Regions from separate parts of the Homo sapiens genome. Here regions 2 and 3 are each linked to region 1. A link is a contact called in ENCODE Hi-C or POLR2A ChIA-PET data. All regions are on one chromosome and are shown on one strand. The core of a region is the stretch at or near the end of the contact, and the rest is flanking DNA. Distances in the headings are between cores, read along the strand shown. Region 1 has its middle 6.4 kb from the start of LINC02896. Region 2 has its middle 130 kb from the start of LINC02205. Region 3 overlaps TLE3 (TLE family member 3, transcriptional corepressor).

Region 1 (4,468 bases), core at 618-3,117:
CACACAAAACCTGCACACAGGTGTTTATAGCAGCTTTATTCATAATTGCCAAAACTTAGAAGCAACCAAGATGTTCTTCAGTAAATGAATGGATAAACCATGTCACAACCAGATAGTGGAGTATTATTCAGTGCTAAAAAGAAATGAGCTACCAAGCCATGAAAAGACATGGAGGAACCTTAAATGCACATTACTAAGCGAGAGAAGCCAATCTGAAAAGGCTACAGACTGCACGATTCCAACTAGACGACATTCTGGAAACAGCAAAACTATGGAGACGGTAAAAAGATCAGTGGTTGCCAGGGTTGGGGGAGGGAGGGATGAACAGGTGGAGTGCAGGGGACTTTTAGGGGAGTGAGACTGCTCTGTGTGATGCCTCAATGATGGATGCACGTCATTCTACATTTTCCAAATCCACAGAATACACAGCACCAAGAGCAAACTCTCATGTAAACTATGGACTTTGGGAGATGATGATGTATCAATGCAGGTTAATGGACTGTGACAAATGGACAACTCCCTGCAGGTTTTTGATGGTGGGGGAGGCTGTGCATGTTGTAGGGGTAGGTGATATATGGGAAATCTCTGTACCTTCTGCTCAATTTTGCTGTAAACCTAAAACTGTTCTAAAAAATAAGGTTTATTTTAAAAAGAAATAAGTATGTAAAAACCTCTATACCTGCCGGTGGTATACCTGGGGTGGGGGTGAGGGGCAGAAGGGTCCATCCCCCAGGGTCAGGCAATGAGTCTGTAGAGAAAGTAACAATAGTGATAAAACTGAGTAGAAGCCAGTCTGGGCCGGGCACAGTGGCTTACGCCTATAATCCCAGCACTTTGGAAGGCCGAGGTGGGTGGATCACCTGAGGTCAAGAGTTCGAGACCGGCCTGGTCAACATGGTGAAACCCCCATCTCTACTAAAAATACAAAAATTACCCGGGCGTGGTGGCGGGCACCTGTAATCCCAGCTACTTGGGAGGCTGAGGCAGGAGAATTGCTTGAATCTGGGAGGCGGAGGTTGCAGTGAGCTGAGATCGCGCCACTACACTCCAGCCTGGGTGACAGAGCAAGACTGTCTCAAGAAGAAAAAAAGAAGCTAGTCTGCTTCTCATCCTGACCATGCGCTGGCAATTCTTAATGACATCAGTGATAAAGCACCCTTCCCAGCCCCAGCCCCAGCCCCAGCCCCAGCCCCAGTCCACCATTGATGCAAAGCAAGCAAAACACTTCCAGAGCCCTCCAACTGGCTGCTCCTAAGCCAGCCCGAAACCCAGGGACTAAGGAACTCAAGAAATGCCTGAGTACAGCAATCAGTGAAGAACAAGAGGCTTAAAGTTATGATCCCCTGAAGCTGACTCAGAGATGTCTAGGCAGGCCTGGGGCCCTGGAACAAAGTGTAAGATCCTTTCCTGGAGCAAGGCAGGTCTAAAGTAGGGCCAGCCAGGAGTGATAGCTCAGGGAATCTCAGAGAGCCCTTATCTATCCTGTTGCAAGCATGGGCTCCCCCAAGGCTGGGGGCAAGGCTGAGCCTACGGGGTCATCTACAGATCTTACCTGGGGCCAAGAAGGCTGCTGGAGTGGGACCAGGCAGCCTGAGGCTGTGACCTCCTACCCTGGGCAGTTCTGCTCTCCCATGGCTGTGGGGCCCACACGCTGTCCCCGCTCTGGGGAGCAAGGCATGCAGGCACCAAACATGGAGTCAGGAAAGGAGAGGACTTAGCCAAGCCTACACATCAGGCCACCCTCGCAAAGCCCATTCTTCACTGTTCTCTCAACACCACCTTTTGAAAGCTTCTCTCACGTGAGCTCCGCCACCTCCATCCCTGCTGAGTGGCCAAGTCACCATGCTCCCCACGGAAAGACCCCAGGCCTCTGTCCACTCTTGCCCAGTCTCTGACCCCTTTTGCTGAGTGTTTGATATGTTCCTGGGGTGAGGGCCATCCCATGACTTTCATATTCCACCAAGGACAGTGAGTACCAAACTGACGACCTTCATCCTACTGGACTGGGAGTCAAGAAGGCATACTCTGTTACCACTTAGCTATGTGGCCACAGCCACGTCACCTGCCCTATGAGCTTTCTCTTCCACAAATGTAAAACCAAGAGGGCTGGATGCTCTCTGAGGTCCCTTCTAAATCTAGCATGCTGAGCTCCTCTGGGTATATCTATTGCCCATCCCCTCAGGTAGGGGATGCCAGCCCAGTGCACAGTCCAGAGGAGACACCACACAGAGCAGAACACAGAGGAAATGGTATTAGCTGTGTATCTCAGGCTGTCCCCAGGGCTGGAGAGACTCAAGGAGGCTTCTGGGCAGGCTGAGCAGAGAGAACACTGCAGAGGGGAGAGATGCCACGGGTCAGCTGGGTGAAGGCATTTGCTGGAACTGAGGGAGCGCTCAAGGGAAGTGAGGAGAGTCCTCTCCCCAAGAGCCTCCCCCACAGCCACTTATCCTGTCCCTCTGCTCTGGGCCCCACCCCCACCTCTAAGTCAAGCAAACCCAACTTGTTGAAAGCAAGCAAACAGCCACGGAGCAAGACGCACACACTTCTCACCCATTCCCAGCCAAGGGGAACGGGCTATAGTTTGTTGACAGAGAGAAAAGTAATCAATTTTTCATTACCCAGTGAAGGCAACAGAATGTCTCAGGATGTCAACAGTTTCCAGGCAACAAAGACAAACCAAATACACAGGCCCCTCACCTGAAAGCTGTTTCCTTTACAAGCATCAGCTTGAATGAGAGGAGGTAATGAGAGAGGCAGAGGCAGGTGAAACCACTTGGCAGCCGCAGCGTATGAGTCAGACGCTGGGGCTCTGTGGTTGTCTGCAGTGACCCCATTAGCAGATCTCATCAGACTACGTACGACTCAAAGCAGAGCCTGCACTGGGGGAGGATTCAGGCACAAGATGTCGGAGCAAGACCGGAGAGAGTGGCTAATGTGGCTTATTCATTCATTTATTCAGCAAACATTTTTTAGGGCTCTTAGGCCCTGGGCTCAGGCCTGAGGCCCCAGTCTAGCTGAGGAGATGAGCGTGGAGACAGCGTCCCCTTACCTTAGGGATGAGAAGACTGACAACCACAGAGAGGAAGTGACTGTCCCAAGATCACAGAACCACACGGGGCACTTGGCAGCTGTGCCGCAGGTCTCCAGCATGCAGCAGGCCTATGCACATGGAAGGAGGCTCAGGAAGCGGCCGGCACAGACGTAGTCTCATCGAGAATTAACACAGGGAGCTTTCCAGAGACCTTTAGCAAAAGTGTTCAGATACTGAACCTAAAAAGTAAAAGGAGATCATTAGAATCTCTTATGGTGCCTATATTATTGTTATTTTTAACTCTCAAGGTGATTCTAACCAAAACAGAAAGGATGGCCCTTTCTGGAGCTCCTTCCCCAGCACAATGTCGGGCCTCAGAGCTCCCAGGATGTCTCCTTGTGTTTGCGTTAACGTTTCTCAGTGAGTGTCAATGGAGACTCGAGAATAAGTCAACACAGGTCCTCACAATAAATGCCAAGGCTTGTTAGCAGAGTAAACCGTGTGCTTAGCCCGTCTTAAAAGAATCTTTGCTGAGTAAACACAAGAAAGGTTTTACCTGAGAGTCAACAGAGCAAGGAGCTAATGGGCCCCGCCGGGCTGGAAGGTGACTCCACTGGCACCTGCCGCAGGGCCCAACAGGGGCCCTGGGAGGGGAGTCGGGATTGGCCATGTGGGAGCTGGAGCATCCTCAAAAGCCCTTCATGGCAACGTGAGGACACCAGGGGCCAGAGAGGTCAGGGGGCTTGTCGAAGGCCCCACAGCTTGTTGAAACAGAACTAAATCTCTCTTACCCAGCAGCCTCTGCTCGCCCAGGGAGCCCAGTCTCTTGGTGAGGAGGCAAAAACCCAGTCCACAGAAAGGAGGTCCTGGGAATCAATCCCATTTGCTCTGAAGTATGAAGAAACTGATGTCTTATCCTTCCCAGGGCAGTTTTGGTATTTAAAGAAGACTGCAGGGAAATGAAGCCCTAATGGTGGCATGTCTGAAATGACAGCAGAGGGAAAATATTTTGGGTCCGAATAGGGCTTCTAGCTTTTTCGGTCTCTGAATGTTCACACTGATTCAATATTATCCTTGGTGACAGTGGATAAAAAACAAGCCTCGTGGTGAAACCCCGTCTCTACTAAAACTACAAAAATCAGCCGGGTGTGGTGGTGCGCGCCTATAGTCCCAGCTACTCGGGAGGCTGAGGCAGGAGAATCGCTGGAACTCAGGAGGCGGAGGTTGTAGTGAGACGAGATCATGCCACTGCACTCCAGCCTGGGTGACAGAGAGACTCCATCTCCAAACAAACAAACAAACAAAAAACAAGCCTGAACTGCTTTCTGTCTTTTCACCACACCTCACAACTTCTTTGATGGCCTGATATGCATGAGGTTCTCATTTTCCCAAGTAAAGAAAAATTATGACCTGAAATCTTGGACCTATAAGCTTGTT
Region 2 (4,468 bases), core at 1,104-3,603, 910 kb before region 1:
CTTTTTTCCACACTACAACAGGAGCGGAGGGCAGGAGCACAGCTGCACCACCCCAGAATCTCTCCACTCCCACCTCTCCATCCACGGCTGCTAGCAAGATTATAGCTCATGCAACCATGTCCCAGGGACCCGACAGCCCAGTCCCAGAGCATCAAACATGGGAGAGAGAGTAGGCTTAGAGAGTCCATTCTTCCATTTTATGAATGGGTAAAATGAGGCTAGGGAGGAAAAGAGGGCACTCAACTTGCTTCTAAACATGGAACATTTCAGAGGACTGGACACTCATTTCTGCACCCATTCCTCTGCTCCCCACAATACCCAGTTATTAATTTGCCCCTCCTCATAGCCACAGGTCCATTTTCCCTCCCAGCATGCTTTGTGGTCCAGCCTCCCCTACCCCCAACCCTGCCACTGACATGGGAACAAAATCCCACTTCCACACCCACATCTCTGGGTCTGATGCGGGCCCTGGCTCTAACTCACTGGCTGACCTTGGGAACTTGTTTCCTCATCTGTAAAGGATTTAAGGTTTGCAAGGCCAGTGTCTCTTTTGCTGTGTGTGAGATGCCAGACTCCTGGGTTCACCCATGTAAGCTGGGCCCTCACCCTCTCTGCCCCCGGCCCATGGGCTTGTAGCTAGTTGAAAGCAGCTCTGCCTGACTATGGAGGCCAAGAATTACTTTGCCAGCGAGACATCCAGCTAGCCAGGGGGCGAGGGGCCTGCCCAGAGGAGATGGGTGGAGACTAAGGCTGCAAACACTGCTAGTGAGATGTGCTCACACTCTGGGATATGGCAACTCTTCTCTGAGGTGCTAGGAGGGAAATGGAGTGGCTCCCTCAGCCTCGCCTGGAGCAGGGAGGGGCTGGAGATCTGGGTCCTTGTCTGGGCAACCAAGGAGATGGCAGGAGCACAGCAGTGAATCACAATAGCTGAGTTGAGTGCATGCTTCCTCTGGCAGGCTCTGCTAAGTGCTTTCTGCGCACCAACCCTTAGCCTAGCCTTCTTGGGGTCACGCTGACATCTCTGTTTTACAGATGAGGCAACTGCGGCCCAGGGAAATTAAAGAACTTGCCCTTCTAGATGGCAGGGCAGGGCCCAGATCCAAGGGCGATCTAGCTCCAAAACCAAGCTGGTACTTTTCCATGATGCCACGCTCAGGTGGCTGCCAGCTGCAGTTCGCTGTCTCTCTTCCCTATCATCTTGGGGAAAAGGCTTTTAGCTTTTACCTTTGGTTTCTGCAGCCCAGAATTGTGATTGAACAACGTGATAGGGGAGGCCGGCTAATCTTGCAGGACGGCTGCATTCTAGGATAATAGGAACACATGCACATACCTGCACACAAATGTATACTCATATGCACACATGTATGCAGTACTCCAGTAGCTACACACACACACACACACACACACACACACACACACACACACACACACAGAGCCCTCCATGCTGACCCCACCAACTGTACATGCATACATGTAAACATATACTTGTAGGTGTGGGCACCTGTCCTTGTTTATGCTTATATGTGTGAATGTGCCCACACACGTGCACACATACACATGCCTTGAGCATGCACATATGCTCAGCTCCACGGAGGGTTTAATCTCACACATCTTTCAATATTCCTTTTGAAAGCCCATTCTGCAGTTGCTAGGAAATATGGAGGCAGAAAGAGTTCCATGCCTTTCCTTTTTCTCTTGGATAGGAATTCCCACAACTCCCAGGCTCTGGCAAGCCCTGTCTTCCAGGCTTTCTCTGCACACTCCCCTGCCCCCACAGTGACACTCCCTCTCACCGTCGCTGCCCCCACCCCACCTGTCCGGGGTTCTATTTCTCTGAGCCACCATCAGGCTTCTCCTGTTGGCTTTGAAGGGCAGCAGCAGGGAGGGGAGGTTGGAGGAGGAAGGTGGAGGGAGGGAGCTGGTATTTGGGGCCCACTCAGCTTCTGTGTCCCCGACACTGGCTCTGGCTCAGGCTCTGCCCAGCAGTGTTCTCGTTGGAAACAGCGTTGTTTGACTGTTGCTATCGATTATGGCAAGATTGTGTGTGGCTAAGAGCTCCTCGGAGCCAACTGGTATATTAAGCAATCATTTCTATAGCAGATGACATAACTCCCCCGGCATCAGTTTGTCCTAATGGGCTTGGTATTACTCATGTGCTAATTGATTGGGCACGGAGGGAAGAAAAACTAAATTCACTTGTGAGGCGATTTTATGGCAGAGCTCATAACAGAGGTAATTTGCTGAAAATGTTCAGTCCCGCTTCGGTTATGTAAGATCGTCTGTGTTCCTGTGTTTTATCTCCTCCATGCCGGGCAGGAAGCTGGCCTGGCTGGCTGAGCGCGGGCGAGGCAGACTCCCCCAGGAATCGGGCGCTGACAGCTCGGCCCTTTCCTCCTGCCTTGGAACAGGCAGGCTGTCCTTGGGGAGCGTTGACAATTAGTGCCTTCTGCACAACTTTCTCGCCTCAGGGGTGGCTTTCAAAATATCTCAGCTTCTCCTGTTAAAAAACACCTCTGTCTAAGGGCTAAATAGTTATTTTCGGATCAACCATCTAGTGTTACAAAGCTCTTGTTCAGAAAGGAAAAGGATGAAGGGGGGTTTTTTTTGTTGTTTTTTTTTTTTTTTTTTTTAGAGAAAGTATATTTTGCCTTGAAGAGGGAGGGATGGAGAGGCTTGAAGAGGCTTGGAGAGCCTCCTTCCTTCCCTCCCTCTCCTCCCTTCTACCTCCCCCTCCCTCTCTTCCTTCCTCCCGCCTTCTCTCTCTTCCTCCTCCCCTCCCTCTCTTCCTTCCTCCCGCCTTCTCTCTCTTCCTCCTCCCCTCCCTCTCTGATTCTCTTCCCTCTTCCATCCCTTTCTCCCTCCTTCCTCTTCCCTCTCTTCTTCCCTCCCTTCTCCTCCCTCCCTTCCTGAAGCAGCCTGGCTTACCATTGGCCTCAGCAGGAGTCTTGAGCCCGTGCTTGGCATTTTACTCTAGACTGGCGGCACCATCCCGGAGGGGCAGGACCAGTCCTGCTATTTCTCTTTGTAATGGTTGACTCTCCAGATGTGTGCGGCGGGGGTAAGCTCCGCAGGCTAGGGGTGCCTACCAAGCTAAACCAGGTGTCTGTGCTTAAGTGCTCTCTTGAGACTCCCAGGGCAGGGAGGCTTCTATGAGCTCTGAATCCTGTTTTCAGAAAGGAGGCTGGGCTGCCCTGAGCCATCCTCAGGGATTCCCCAGTCCTGGAGCGTGCTGTGATATGAGGATGTTGGGGAGAGACTCTCTGTGCTGATCTTGGTGGAGGGAGGGTTGTTGACTGTAACTGCAGCCTGAGTCCATAGTAGTGCTTCTTCCTTTTGTTTATGACCTGCATGATCCCTAGTGATTTTTAAGTTCCAATTGGAGCAGCCAGGCTGCTGCCACTCCCTGTAGTGATCCAAGGAGGAAACCAAGATGCCATGTGGTCTCATTTTTTTCTGACAGGGAAACCGAGGTGACATAGCTAGAAAGTGGCAGTATTGGGATGAAAAACCCAGGTAGTCTGGCTGCAGGCTGGTGCTCCCAACCCAAGTGATGGCTTGCCTGTCCACAGAGGAGCAGGCATTAGGCGAGCTCATGGAGGATTAAGTTCTTGGTAAAGTGTTATAGGGGGTGGTCTCTGTGACATGTTAGATTCAGAGATTCTTACCCCATTGGGGCTTGGGACTCTGTGACGATCTGATATAAGCTGTGGAGTCTTCCCAGCTAAATGTACAGATGTGCACAGAGAAACTTTTGCTGACAATTTCAGGGGGTCCTGAAATTAAGCGGTCCATTTTTAGGTGCAGGGATGCTTGGTTAGTAAGCCTTACTTTATCCAGTGTTTTCTACAGCCTGAGTTGGAAGGGGGCAAGGTGAGAGGCAGTTTGAGCTCTATGGGTGAGGGGAAAGGACTTGGCCCATTAGGGTGTCTCAGACCTCTGGAGTGGGTGAAAGGAGGTTTTCCGTGGGAGTTGCAGCATGACTATTGCGGCTGGGCAGGCCAGAGCATGACTCAGCCTTCCTTTGGGCATTTTGGCACCGGCAGGGGTGGGTCTAGTAGGAGCCGCAGCGTGGAGATGGCAGGGGAACACAGTGCACACCAGGATGTCAGGGAGACCGGGAGGGGCGTGTGCGGGGAGGTGGAGGAGGGCACTGATTGTATCTGTGTCTGGATTTCCCCGTCCGTAATTATCCTGATAATTAATAGGTCTACAACACTGGTCTCGGAGCCAAGCTAGGTGAGCAGTGAACAAGGGAACAGAGGGTCTGATTGCTTCACTGTGGCGGGCGGATGGGGCAGCTTTATGAGACAGCAGAGGAGGCAGCCTCCTGGAGGGGGTGTTGCGGGACCTCTGGGCTGCCCCATTCCCAAATCAAAGTGATCTGCTCCACTCCCTGTCTGTTTGAAATTCTGCCATCACAGATGTATTGTCTGGGCCTAGAAGAATATAGTATAGGACACGCGAA
Region 3 (4,468 bases), core at 1,102-3,601, 590 kb before region 1:
TTTTGGCAGAGGAAGAGGGGCCTCTCCATAGCAGACAGGAGAACTGGGGAGCTAGTGCTTAGCTGGGCACAGTTTCAGAGGCTTCAGCTTTTAGGGGCATCCTGACAAAGAATCACAGAATGGTGTTAATTTCAAAAACAAAATTAAACCACTGTTAAATTCCTTTTTTTTTTTTTTTTTTTAACAATAAAGTTCTTAACTCCCAGGTCCTACTGGTATTTTATATGGCATGATCCTTCTCAAGCTTGTGATCTTAAGACCCCTAGCCTGCTAAAGAGTAAACTTGGTGCCCTCTGGCATGACAGGGAGAACTGGGTCAAAGGCCTACCCTCCCCACCCTGGGGACTGGGCCTCCCTTGCCCACCCTGGGGACTAGAGGGGTGGGGGCAGCATTGGAATTTGGGTGGCAAATTTCCAAACCGAGAAACGCCACCTAATGGCCCTGCCTTGGCTGATCCACGGAGACAGCAATCCAGGCCTTCTGCTCATTTTAAAACCAGTGCACTAGCAAATCACAAAAGCCAGCTGGACTTAGACTGACCTTTTTCCTTTCTTTTTTGTCTTTTTGTTTTGGGGTGCCTGACCTTCCTCCTGTCCTGGCCTTCTTTCCCCAAAGAGAGAGAATCCAGTGCGGTAAGTGTTGGCACTCTGGAACCCGGAGGGGTGTTTGGGTGCTGGGAGGAGGTGGGACTCGGGGCTCCCAGAATCGCGGGCCTGAGACCAGTCAGTCGGTATCCAAAGCTGGCTTCTGGGTTCCCGCTTCTGCTCTGTGGGTTGTAACTAGGGATTTTGTTGTTTGTTTACTCTTGCTGAGCTGGGAGCTTCAGTGCTGATGTCTTAGTCCAGAGCCAGTGGCAGGGTGAGGGGTAGCTACTGTCATAAAATGGGAGCTGCTGTCGTCACCTGTTGAGAGTGACCTTCAGTTGTGGAAGCCCTTCCTCTCTCCAGGCTTTAGGTCTGCCATTTGTCAAATGAAGAGCTTGGGCTAAATGAGCTCTAACTCCGTTTCATATGAGAGGTGATACTCTGAGAGGTCAGCTGACCAGCCCTGGATCTTCCATTGCGAGGGGCTTTGTGGAGTCTCTGGGCTAAACCCAGGGCTAAGGACCCAGGTGTCCCATGTTCAGGGCCAAGGTTTTTACCACCCCCCTGCTAGGATGCCTCCTGTATGATCTTGCATCCTCCTCATTCCCTTCAAACGCCTGCAGTTTCTCCCTGCTCTGGGCTTTCACTCGATTTAAGAAAGTGCTAGCAGGCGAGCATTAAGGCCAGGCCGCCTGCGTGTCTGCCAGCTCTGAGATTTGTTGTAAATCTTTCTGATCACACTGAGGCTCCGAGGTTCTGTTTCAAGTGAATAAGCCTTCTGAATAAGCGCAGTGGAGTCTGGATAAAAAAAATCCTCCAGCGATTAGCAAAGCTATTTTATTCCTCATCGCTGTCCTTGTATCTGGGGCCATCTAATCTGTTAGGATGGCTTTGGTTATTACCTCGTGTTAAGTAGGACTTGGAAGGTCAGGCAGTTAACTAACCATCTAGACAGCAGCTTCCTTGCGCAGCTCTCTCCAATCCAGCCCTCCTTCCCTTCCTGGCCCTCCCCCTACCCAGGCTGACTTTTTAAACCTCCCATTAGCAGTGAGGCTGGCGTCCGTGGCCTCTTGACCCGCCTACATGCTCAGAAATCCAGGACCACATTTGGGCTGAGGAATGGCTAGGTACCTAAGAGAGGAGTCATTGAAGCTGAAAATCCATGTTCACTGCCTCGGTACTGATCCTCTAACAGTGGCATTTTTTCGGAGAGGCAGTTTGCCTAGATAGGCGGAGGCCTGGATTGGACATTTTAAGGCTGAGGTCTGGTCCCAGCTTTATGAGGCCCTGTGTAGTTCTCTTGGCCTCTCTGAGCCTCAGTTTCCTTATCCATACCATGGGAATAATTCCTGCTTGACCAACCTCTCAGCTTTGTTTCGGAAGACCCTTTATAACCTGACTGAGGATCCAGATTACCTGGCTAGCAGGGACCCACTTCAGTGGAATTGGAGGGGGAGTGGGAAGCCCAGCACTCTCTAAAGAGCATGAGTCTTTACCTCATCCTCATCCCTATTGGCTTCTGGCTTTGTGCCCCATCTGTGAAAGTTTTCTGCTAAAAGACCCCCCCTGGGAACCCCCAAGAGCTGGGCTGTTTACCATGCTCGCTGAGGTCCATGCATGGCACACATGGGCCTCAGGAAACTCCAGTGGGAATGAATCAAGATGCTGGGCAGAGGCAGCAGTGGGCAGGGCCGAGGCTGTGCGCATGGCATGTGGCGTGGTGACGGTGTCAGCGGCGGTGTAGACTGAAATAATCAGGCTTTGGAAACCAGGTTGTCAACAGATGAGGCCTACGGCAGGAAGGACAGGGCTGTGTCAGAGTGGGAGGGGGGATGGGGGGACGGGCTGGAAGCTGTCCCAGAGGGGTTAGTCTGGAGTCCAATTAGTGGTAGCTTCATTCATATTTCCTTGCCTAGCCGAAGCAATAAAAAATACTTAGTTTTTTGGCCGCCTGCCAGCCAGAGGCGGGCTGGATCGATGCCGCTAAATGCCTGACATGACTCTCCGGTAGCGGCGAGGGTTTTCAGCCTGACTGCATGAGAAGAAAGAGCTCGCTGTTCTCCCGAGCCGAGCACCGGGTCGCGAGGAGAAACACGAGCAGCCGCACGCCCCCTCCCCTGCCCGCCCGCCTGCAAGGGGCAGCCAGTGCGAGGGGCTGGAAGCATTTCTGCTTAGCACAGGGTGGCCACCACCGTCAGAGGAAATGAAATGAAATGACGGTGATTTTTCTGCCGGCGATTGCAGCAGCTAATTGAATTGTGGCTGTGCGCGCATCGCCACCGCTCCTGCACGGCTGTGGGGAAGGTTGAGCTGCAGTTCCATTATAACCTCCATTTTTTCTTCAAGGCTTGATAACTCTGCCATTTTAATTTGCTTCGGGCAGAAACTTGGCCGGGTAGGGCTGCCCAGAACCCGGCTTAGGAAAGGAAATTAAGTTCTGAGGCTGGTTGCCGCACTATTCCCACCGAATACTGCCCAGCCCCGTTCCCTCCAAGTGGCCCTTGCCCCTGAGCCACGCTTGGCCTCTGGGAAAGTGGAGAAGAGAAGGGAAGCCTCATTCCACTTGCCTTCTGATGCTCTTCTCTTCTGAACAGATGTCCCTCTGGGTCTCCATATGACCTCCTGTGTTGCATGGGGACTGGGACCTGGGATGGCCTGTCCTTTTCTTCCAGCTCCATCATAGCTGGACCATGAGCTCCTGGAGGGCAGGGATTGTATCTCATTCATTCTGCCACTCCTGGCCTGCAGCACCAGGGCTGACCCAGGGCAGCTGCTCGGAAATTGGTGGGTGGGTGAAGGTAAAGTTTGGACTCTTAGAAAGGAGTAAACCTCACCAATATCATAGAGGGGCATTGGTCCTGATATTAGTCTCTGGGCACAGAGGTTTGCTGGCAGGTGCCCTTGCCAGTTGCACTTCCCTCCCTGCTCCCCAGCTCGGTGGTAACAGCCACATGGTGATTTCTGACCACTATCAACCCCTAGGACTACTCCGTCATCTTCCCTCTTCCCAGGCCTCCCATCCCAAAGGCTTCTCATCCTCATTTGCTTTATAGTTGAGGGAGAACTCACGAAATTTTGGGGTTCCCTTTGTGCCACCTTCTGCTAGGGGAGCTTGGGCACATTCACCAACCTCTTGGGGTCTCCACTTGGTGATGGCTACAGAGGCAGTGACTGTCCCTGCCCTTGCTCCTTTCCCTGTCTGTCAGAGGGAAAGGCTTCATGACGTGGCATTTTTGTTTTTTTTACAACCCTGGTGTTTCTCCAGAGTTGCTGACAGCCTCACCGTGGAGGCGGGGGTGTTCACACAGAACGCTTGGCTGCTCATCTCCACTGGGAAGTTGGTGGCTGCCTGACGCCCTCCTTCCCTATCAATCTCCCCATTCCTGTCGGGCTCAGCAAATGAAGTATTGCTCATGGCCCCTGCCTGTCAGCTCAGATCCATCTTACAAGACTCAGTGCAAATTCCACTTATCCCTCCTTTGAGCAAATGAGTGTGGCAAGCGCGAGATGGGTGGTGAATGAGACCCAGGTGACCCTCGCCCTCACAGAGCGTAGTCCCACAGGCCAGAAGGCAGACGGCTTACTGCAGGGTTAATTATTTAATAGCAGTGCAGAGCTGCAAAAGAGAATTGGGGATGCGCCCAGGGCATCTCCCCGGGGACTCAGTCTCAGGGGAGTGGGGAAGGCTTCCCTGGCAAGGCTCTGATGGAGCCACGATCTGCAGGGCAGAGAGGAGTTCAGCTTCTCTTCCCTCCCCTGACCTCCGTGTCACCTGCACTTAGCTGTGTGCGGATGTGTGAATTGTTACACGCAGCAGAAAGTTTTAACCCCGAACCCTCTTTTTCCTTCCAGAATAACTCTGTGTCACCCTCGGAAAGCCTCC

What was found. A loop is a pair of places that touch in the nucleus more often than their neighbours do. ChIA-PET counts read pairs that join two places held with the same protein, here RNA polymerase II (POLR2A). Pooled maps may share reads with other maps.
Region 2: a map of CD14-positive monocyte shows a loop between it and region 1 (2.7-fold over the local background). The contact joins two enhancer-like sites. A Hi-C loop is called at or near these places in 16 of 168 maps with a recorded cell type or tissue (CD14-positive monocyte, Calu3, IMR-90 and 8 more), 5 of 37 single-sample maps with no recorded cell type and 24 of 50 pooled maps. POLR2A ChIA-PET finds 5 or more read pairs at or near these places in 1 of 52 experiments (activated B cell).
Region 3: a loop to region 1 is called in a map of CD14-positive monocyte, with 2.8 times the contacts of the local background. The contact joins two enhancer-like sites. A Hi-C loop is called at or near these places in 3 of 168 maps with a recorded cell type or tissue (A673, CD14-positive monocyte and ovary) and 5 of 50 pooled maps. POLR2A ChIA-PET finds 5 or more read pairs at or near these places in 2 of 52 experiments (PC-9 and Panc1).

What each region holds. Positions count from the first base shown.
Region 1 is chr15:69,466,975-69,471,442 of GRCh38, reverse strand. No RefSeq gene overlaps it. Among named protein-coding and RNA genes, the nearest start is that of LINC02896, 6.4 kb to the right of the region's middle. RefSeq lists an enhancer at 2,901-3,100. Within about 2 kb of position 1,867, at least 14 of the 41 ENCODE cell types and tissues checked have a DNase peak (open chromatin) inside an H3K27ac peak, as active enhancers do.
Region 2 is chr15:70,374,861-70,379,328 of GRCh38, reverse strand. No RefSeq gene overlaps it. Among named protein-coding and RNA genes, the nearest start is that of LINC02205, 130 kb to the left of the region's middle. RefSeq lists enhancers at 348-847, 848-1,349. Within about 2 kb of position 2,353, at least 18 of the 41 ENCODE cell types and tissues checked have a DNase peak (open chromatin) inside an H3K27ac peak, as active enhancers do.
Region 3 is chr15:70,060,619-70,065,086 of GRCh38, reverse strand. It overlaps TLE3 (TLE family member 3, transcriptional corepressor), which reads left to right. Exons shown (of 20, transcript NM_001105192.3): 8 at 617-633; 9 at 4,438-4,468. Among named protein-coding and RNA genes, the nearest start is that of MIR629, 17 kb to the left of the region's middle. Within about 2 kb of position 2,351, at least 13 of the 41 ENCODE cell types and tissues checked have a DNase peak (open chromatin) inside an H3K27ac peak, as active enhancers do.